2 separate regions of the Homo sapiens genome follow, and region 2 is linked to region 1. A link is an interaction called in ENCODE POLR2A ChIA-PET data of the cell type or tissue named here. Cell type or tissue: OCI-LY7. All regions are shown on one strand. Each heading gives the region's core, and the rest is flanking DNA. Links, peaks and the distances in the headings are about the cores only.

Region 1 (4,396 bases), core at 242-4,241:
GAAGGAGGCTCTTCAGTTTAGCCTTTATCGGAACAGCTTCTGTGAGCTAGGCACTCTGCTTAGGGCTTTCTGGGAAGGACTAATCGAATCCTCGTTGTAGGTACTATTATTAGCTACCATTCTCAGTTGGGGAAACTGAGGCACTAAGACGACAATGGACATACCCAAGGTCACCACTGATAAGCAGCCATTCGGGTGCTGAAACCCCAGTGCACTGGCCCTAGCGCTGGGCTCTGCACCACCTCCCGGGCCACCCTCCTGTTCCTTTTCCATTGGACACTCAGCCCCACGTGGCCTTGAGTCAGCTTTGGAGTTTGTCATTCTATATGCCCATGTCACCCCTGCAACCAGAGGGCAGGGACCATGGCTCAGTGTCTAGGAATGAAGCCGGCGGGGGTCCAGAAGGGCCTGAGGACTCTGGGTCCTGCCGTGAAGCACGGGGAGGAATCTGGGCAAGCCCTTTCTCTGTTTTGCTTCAAATCCACAGACTAACCAATATTTCTGTTTAGAGGTCCCTTGAATATGTTACTCCCGAGCCCAGGAGTAAAGAGGGAAATGGCTCAGTGGCCTGGGCTCTGTCACTGAATCTACATCTCTGTGTCAGGGGACCGCACACACTGCGGCTGGACGCTGGGTTTCTGTCCTTGTCACACGCGTTCCCTCCCAGGGCCATAGGCTTTCCACGGGAGCAGAGGAGGGAGTTGCTAGGGCTGGGAGACACTGGTCTTAGAGGAAAACCAGTCTACACAAGAATAAAAGACAGCCAGGCTCGTTCTAAAGCCCACCGCTCAGGACTGAAGTTGGAAGTCAACAAATAAAACTGCCGTGTCCCCGGTCCCCAGAGGCTGCAGTGGAGGACGGCTGGGTTATTTTGTGCTAAGAACTGATCCCCTAGCAGAACTGAACAAGGCTGCACGGTGATGGAAGGGAATCCCAGTTAATGCTGGGGATTTCAAACACATCAGGAACAGGAGGCGGAAGGACAGCCGGGAAGTCCACAAAGACCAGATGCGCGTCCTTCCTCAGCGGGAGAGGTTACAGGAGTTTCCTTCTCCAACTGATTCTACAAATTCCATCAGGCAGCAGCCTCCACTTACCAAATTGATCCCATCAGAAATGTAGGAGGAAATACTGATTGTGAATCAAAAATCATCCCCCTGTCAGGCCTAACTTCTACTTTTACCTCTACTTGACATTTGCTTCATGATTTAATTTACCTTTTCCTATTCACCCTTCCTTCTCTTGTTTACCTGGCTCCCAATTGAATTGAGCAGCTGAATTTTCATTATGCAAGTCAGAGGTCTGAGGAAAGTGTCTGAGCTTTGAATTCCTGCCAGTAATCCCATATCTGTTCTAGTTCATTCACCATAAAATCATGAATCCTCCTGACCCGCACTGACCTGCTCCAGTTAAAACAGGCATTAACAATGGGGGAGCAATTCATAGATAGGGAAGGGGACTAATTTTTCTGCTAAGCTTCACTCACCCTCAAGGACAAAAACAGTTCTGCAACAGCTTCTCTCTGCCTGTGTCCATTTGGAAACAAAGCAGATCCCAGGCAAAACCATGAGGTTGGCCCTAATCACCTGCCTAAGATCCAGCTTCCTCTTAATCATCTTAGGTGCCCCCCTTGCTCTAGCCCAGAGAGAAAGCACAGGCTGGCCCAGGGGGAGCTGAACCCCCATAATCCACAGCAACTCCTCCAGAACTCCCTGCAGTGACTACTGCACACCATGCCACTCTGAGACACAGTCACAAGACAAGTGCCCTAGTGTCTTCCTACCCATAACCCCTCCTACACAGAAGTTCAGGAGCTGCCAGTGGGATGATGCAGCCTCCCCTTCAGGGGCCCACTGCCCTGCCTTCCAAGCCCTTCCCATCACTGGGGCAATGAACCTGGCCTCACCACACTGTGTCCTGCTGAGATGTGTTGTCTGCTCATTGCTCCTTTCAGAAAAGCCTGCGAGAGAGAGGAAATGAAACAGAGATGGAAGGAAATGCAACCCTGGTAAGTGAGCTTTCTCCTCTGCAGCCTGCAGTCTCTGCTGGCTAAGAGTCTGGGCATTGGCAGCTTTGCAGGGTTGAAAAATGCCAAATGGTTCTGTGACCCAAGATGAAGCAGTGATAGCAGGGTGGCTCTAAAGAGGGAGAGCCTCAGCAAAGAAAAGCCTGACCCCAATCCTGTCTCAGTTACCTCTCCTGAAGAGTTCTTGGGTAGATCAGGGAAGCCAGCCCAGCAGGCAAAAATCAGAATACAAGTGTTGCCTTCCACCCAAGCCCATTTTTTCAGACACCCTCAAGGGGCCACTATTATATTGAGAGAAAGAGAAGATGGGAAGAACACAGAAGCCTGGGGCAAAAAATACACGAGAGATCAAGCTCAAAAACTGTCCAGATAAGACTCCTGGCTGTTTCCTACACATGGAACTGGCTAGAGAAAATAGACTGAAAGATGTGTATGTTTTGGAGTAGATTGCATTGCCAAAGAAATACAAATTGATCTGTAAAAGCCTGTGACTCTCTAACCAGTTAGAAACTCTTGATTCTCCAAACCTGCAGGAAATGGACTACAAAAGCCATTAGTCCCAAAGAAGGGCATGGTCTCCAGGGCACATGCTCCATATGGCCATAGAGGATCATGGGCAAGGAAGCATCTCTTAGAGTGCAGAGTCTCATTGCAAAGAGCCCAGCCCACTGCACCTCCATAGAGCAGGTGTAGCCAGGAGGGCTCACCAACACGTATTCTCCAGTAGGATTTGAGCATCACAATGGACAGTAATTCCTGTGGGTTTCTCCATTCTCCTTTTCAGTGGGAGTTTTGCTGAGGTTATCTGCTCATGTATCCTGGTTCCACAGGGCATTGAGTGAAGGTGGGCCGGCAGGCAGGAACCTTATTAAGTGGGATGCAGTCCGTGAATTTGATTTTCAAGTTCTCTTTCTTAGGAAGGTGTGAATGTGTTTGAGAGTGGGGGAAGAAAGTACATGGATATTTGGGTTACCAAAAGTGAGAATTGTGACAGAGACACTCAGTGATCACTTGATATCTATTCTCCCCCTTCTTCTACAGTAATAGAACCCACGATTTTTAGATGGGAACATGAGATTCAAGAATAAAGACCACACATCCCAGCTCCCCCGTAGTTAGAAGCGGTGAGGTGACTAAGCTCTGACCAAGAGCATGTAAACAAAAATAATGTGTGCAGCATCTAAGTTGTGTCCTCCCATTAACCAAGAGCAAGAATATGGACATGGTAGTGGAACACCCTGAACTTCACCAAAGAGACCAGCACCTTAGGGACGGGAGAGCTACAGGGTAGAGGCACTTGGGTCCCTGATACCTCAAAGCCATGACATCAGCCCTGACCACTCATGCCTGGCCTGTTATGTAGAGAGAAGGAACTTGTGCGTGCCACTATGTCTCAACTTTAGCAGCCAAACCTATCCTATCTAATAGAACATTGAAATCTAAACACTGAGTAAATCTCCTAAAAGGTAGAGGAGGGAAGGAAGGAAGGAAGAGAGAAAGAGATAGGAAGATTAAAATAAATAAAGTAGAGGACAGGTTACAAGATCCAATGTCCAAATAATAATAGTTCCAGAAGACAGAGCAGAGAAAATGGAGAAGAAATCATCCAAAAAAAATTCAATAGAGGTTTTTCAAAAAATGAAGAACACATGTTTACAAATTGGAAAGAACCATTGAATGTCCAGCACTATGGTGAAAATAGATTCAGGAAGAAAATAAACAAAAAAATAGATATGGTACAAAGCATCAAAAGATCAAAATGCCATCCAACTTCTCACCAGCAATATTGTAAACTGGAGCAAATCCCTCACAGTGTTAATGGGAAATTATTTCCAACCTAGAATACAGTAACAGCCAAAGCATTAATCAAGTATGAGGATAGAATAAAGATATTTTCAGACAAGTAAGTTCTCCAAAGATGTACCTCCTACTACATCTTTTCATAAAGTTATAGGAGGATGTGTTCCATAAAATAAGGATTAAAGTACAAAAAAAGGGGAGAGGGAAGACATAAACTAGGGTCTGGGAAACCAGAGAGCTGAAACAAGAACGAGCCAAGGGTAGTTCCCAAAAGGCAACAAATGGTTCAAAAATGGTAGCTTTGTGGCTGGACGGGTGGGCATCAGTGCAGTTAGCAGCAGGTCAGAGTGCTCCACAGATGGGCTCAAGATGAAGCTGATAAACTTTCTCATGTGTCTGAGGATTGCTTCAATTTTTGTAGGTACATAGTAGATGTGTTTGTTTATGGGGTGCATGAGATGTTTGGTTACAGGCATACAATGTGAAATAAGCACATCATGAAGAATGAGGTATCCATCCCTTCAAGCACTTATCCACGGAGTTGCAAACGTGTTTAAGGATAATGAGAGA
Region 2 (4,396 bases), core at 298-4,297, 57 kb before region 1:
ATAAACATTTGTTGAGTTAAGCCACTGAAATTTGGGTGTTGTTTCCACAACAAAAGCTAGCCTGTTCTGGCTGACACATTTCCTCACAGAGTGTTGTGAGGATTAAATGAATTCGTGTACATAAACACTCTAAAAATGCTAACACATAAAAACTATACAAATATTTGCGAAAATTCTCTATTGCATTCATTCTAACATGCATTTTTTTTTCACATTTTCACATCTTTAATTGAGAGTGTTTCATATTTTAACCGGCACCAGTGTCTCTTTCCTAATGGTCCACAAAATCACAAGGCATCTTACTTAGATCCAATGAGATAACATATTAGTATTCTTATTATTTTAGAGGCTAGTGAGTAAAGAAAAGAGGGCTTGAGAAAAAAGTACTGCATTCCCACCTATGGTACAAACAAAGGTTTTGCAATAGTTTGAGTAGAGGAACGTGAGGGAGAACAGTCATTGCTCGAAACACAGCAGTAACACATGCCAAACTCAGCATTAGTCCGTATTTATTTTGGGCGCAGATGTATTATTTGGATTCTCTCTTTGTACACACCAAGTGGTGACGGTTCATTAGTAGTGAATACAGCAGTCAATATTCAAGGAAGGACTTTTGGTAAGTGCTTTTAAAAAAACCATTCAGTATTATACCTTAGAGTGCACTAGTAAATTAATTCACATGTCAAAATAATAATTGGCAGTTACAAACAAATTCATTAGGTCTTTTTCTCAGCAAGACATCAGTCATCACAATCAATTAATACTAATCTGAATATTATTTGTTGTTATAATTTTCTCCACATTAAATTTGGAAATTTGTTTTAGTGATTTAGTTACATGTATAAGAACTAACTATAAAGTTTTTTTCCCAGTTTTCTATTTGTACACATTAATGTAACGGAATAATAAACATAATTAAATCAAAAAAGGATGTCCTTTAAAGGGGGTGCATACATTATTAAACTTTGAGAAACACCGGCTCAAACTACACAAACATGCAGTGGTCTTAGTCTTCCCGACGACACTCCTAAAATATTCTCTGTAAGACAGGAAATCTTCCCAAATGTGCAAACCAGGGAGAACCCGCTGTTGGACAGTCAGCCTGCAAGCTGAGGCTGGAGAGGCCTGTCTGAATCCTCCACTCTCAGTCTCCAGCCTCACCAAAGGCTAGGCTTCCCCTCTTCACAGCTGCTCCTGCGGCTTCCTTGCCAGAGCCAACCTTTCCAGCCAAGGAAGGTGGCTGGACTAGCGGGAACGAGAGAACAAGCTTGACAGGAGGTCCTGGGAAACCCAAGGAGGGAATGAGCCTTTTCACACATGCCTCCCCTGAGCGGTGGAGGCCCAGTGTGGGAACACAGCCTCCATCTGCTACTGTTGCTGCCCGGGAACCACAGTCATCGTGGGCTTGTGAACGAACAAGCTCCTGTCGGGGCTGCCTGTGCTGCCAGGGCCCGATCGTCGCAGCCACCGAACATCTGGGCCCCAGACCCACAGCATCTGTGTTGCTTTCTCACTGACACCAGCATCTCCCTTGACCAAACCACGCCACACACAAACCAGATTCCACTTACGAACGCTGTGCTTGGCTGCTTTTATAACTAAGAGCAAGAAAACACTTGTTCTTTCTGCATCTTGATTGGCATTTGGACCTCGACTGAATTATTTAATGAATTAATTAATGATTTGGAAACCCTGATTAGCAGCAGAGTCATGCTGGCTTCTTGGGGAAAATATATTATTCAAGGTGAAGAACTGAAAAATCATTCACATTTGATTATCTGGCTCCATGAACCAACACATAAGCTAAAAACAAACACACACAAACACCACCACCCCTAGACAAAGAGATTTTGGGAATTGTCTCATCTTTTCCAAAACTTACAAATATGTTGATGTTACGGTGCTGGACTTGACCTTAGAGTCTTCTGGTTCTATCCCCTAGTTTTACAGATGAAGGAACTGAAACCCAGGGTGAAAGAATAACTTTTCCAATGCAACATAGTTAACAAGCAGCAAAACTAGGCTAAAACCAGCTCTCCTGACTGCAGACCAGGGATCTTTCCTAACTTAAAGAAAATATAACAGACCATTTCTTCTAGTTCCCCTCTCACCATCCAGCGGCTCTCAAGCATGGCACCTGCATATGATAAATAAGCCACCACATGTAGCCCCAGATTTGGGTCATTCGACTCAACTGAGCAAACCCACTGTTTGGCAGCATCAGTCAGATGGAGCTGAACTGAGTAGCCAGGGGCCCAGGAAACAAGGGCACAACTCGAGGCACTGGTCAGGCCCCTCGACAAAGAACAATAGTGGGCTTGTTGCAACATGACTTGTGAAGATGCAGGGATGGGGTCAGTTGCCATGGTCTGAATTATGTCCCCTGAAAGTCATCTAGAAGACTCCACCCGTAGCACCCATGAATGTGACCTTACTTGAAAACAGGGTCTTTGCAGATACAACCCCATTAAGATGAGATGACTAGGGTGGGCCGTAATCTAATATGATTGGCGTCCTTCTACAAAGAGGAAGACAGACATGGGGACAGATGTACTCAGAGGGGAGACGTGAAGACACACAGGGAAAAGCCGGGTGAGGACAGGGGCAGAGACGGAATGATGCACCCACAAGCTGAGAAGCTCCAAGCTGGAAACCACCAGAAGCTGGAAGAGACAATGAAGGATCCTCCTGACAGGTTTCAGAGGGAGCACTGCCCCACCCACAACTTGAGCTTGGACTTCTGGCCTCCACAGCTTCTGTTGTTTTAAGCCACTCATTTTTTGGTACTTTGTTATGGCAACTCTAGGAAATGAATACAGGTGGTCAACAGTTTTACTAAAACAGTACAAGGCTCACTTGTTGAGTGGTGATTTTAGACTTTTAAACTCTTGAAGGGCACCACCAAAAATTTCTGGAATCTGAAAGTATCCTGCAAACATGAAATAAGAGAGAACAGCTACCCAGACGCTCTCATTTCCCCTGCACGCCTACATTCCTTCTAATCACTATTTACACCCTCTCCAGATCCCACCCCTGCTTCTCTGCCTCCACCGCAAAACAGAAGCCTCTCCCAGCCATCACCCACAGGAGGCAGGGCTGAAGGCAGGGGATGGTAATGCTGACTGTGACCTGGCCCCATGGCCTCTTCATGTTACAACCACACACAGGCCTCTCAGTCAGATATTCATTCAGCAAGTAAGTACTGAGCACCTACCACGTGGTGGACATGGCTCCAGCCTGGGGACACTGTGGGGGGCAACAGACCAGACGGCTGTCCCAGGGAGCGTCCATCAGAGATTAAACAGATAGATGACTGATTGACAGATGCGCAGATAGGTGACAGATGGTATAACAGACAGATGATAGGTGACAGAGAAAAATGACAGATGACATGTGACAGATGATTGACAGATAAATGATAGACATGTACAGAGATGATAAATAGATGATACATAGACAACAGATGATTGACAGATAAATGATAGGCAAAAAAAGAAGATTTCAGGTAGTAATCAATGTCAGACAGAAAGAATAGAGTGAGGTGATGGTGGCCAATCACGGGGTTATTTCGTGGTGTCTGGTCAGGGCAGTCACAGAGGAGGGGACCCTCTACCTGGCCTCCGGATGAAACACCAGTTCCTGCATCCTGACAGAGGGTGTGACCAGAACCAGGACCCTCAGGAGTGAGAGCATATCTGGTGACAGAGACACCCCCAGCAGGTCCCAGCCCGCCCACTTCCATCACAGGGTTGTCTGCACTGCCTCTTGGAAGCCAGACGTGGCCACGTGACTCACTCTAAGCAATGAACCCTAATGGTGCCCACTTCCCCTTCCGCCTTCTGCCAAGGGCCCAAGGCCCAGGTGCAGCCAAAGCCTGGGCAGCCCCAGCAGGGCCTGTCATGGGCACAGCCTCTGGACCGCCCACACTGCACCTGGAGTTAGGAGACCTGTGCTCTGGTCCCAGCAAAAATACATTTTTGTTTTAAACTGTGAAGGTTTGGAGGTTATTTGTCAGCACAGCACAGCCTGACCCTCCATCTCCAAAGGTAGGTTTGGGGCAGGAGGGTGGGGAGCCTGGACGGGGCTGCCCAGGGCTAGGGTGTGGGGGCAGGGGCTAAGGGAAGGGGCTTCTCTTAAGTCTATGTGAAGCCAGTGGGAGGTTTCCACAGGGAACTGGTCCACAATGGAGAGGAGGCAACAAGCAGGAGGGCAGGCCTCACACAGCAGGGGTCTAAGAGCAGGACCCCCAGGACCATGACCTCTAGGATGCACCATTCACCAGCTCTGTGACCTGGAGCAGGTCACTTCTGTGCCAGGTTTCATTCACCCTTTTTTTTTTTTTTTGAGACGGAGTCTCTCTGTGTCGCCCAGCCTGGAGTGCAATGGCGCAATCTCA

The links. Peaks named below come from ENCODE experiments on the same cell type or tissue, not always from the same donor. Only the 100,000 strongest peaks of a DNase experiment are listed, where the experiment ranks them.
Region 2: POLR2A ChIA-PET joins it to region 1 with 5 read pairs; 3 of 35 experiments call an interaction of 5 or more read pairs at or near these places.

What each region holds. Positions count from the first base shown.
Region 1 is chr6:163,658,936-163,663,331 of GRCh38, reverse strand. No RefSeq gene overlaps it. Among named protein-coding and RNA genes, the nearest start is that of QKI, 250 kb to the right of the region's middle. RefSeq lists an enhancer at 1,748-1,887. In OCI-LY7, for the core only: no CTCF peak of the experiment used is centred there; a DNase peak (open chromatin) is centred at 1,981.
Region 2 is chr6:163,716,297-163,720,692 of GRCh38, reverse strand. LOC105378104 (a long non-coding RNA gene) reads left to right here and starts at 3,751. Exons shown (of 2, transcript XR_943216.3): 1 at 3,751-4,046. In OCI-LY7, for the core only: no CTCF peak of the experiment used is centred there; DNase peaks (open chromatin) are centred at 2,177 and 3,832; H3K4me3 peaks cover 646 bases.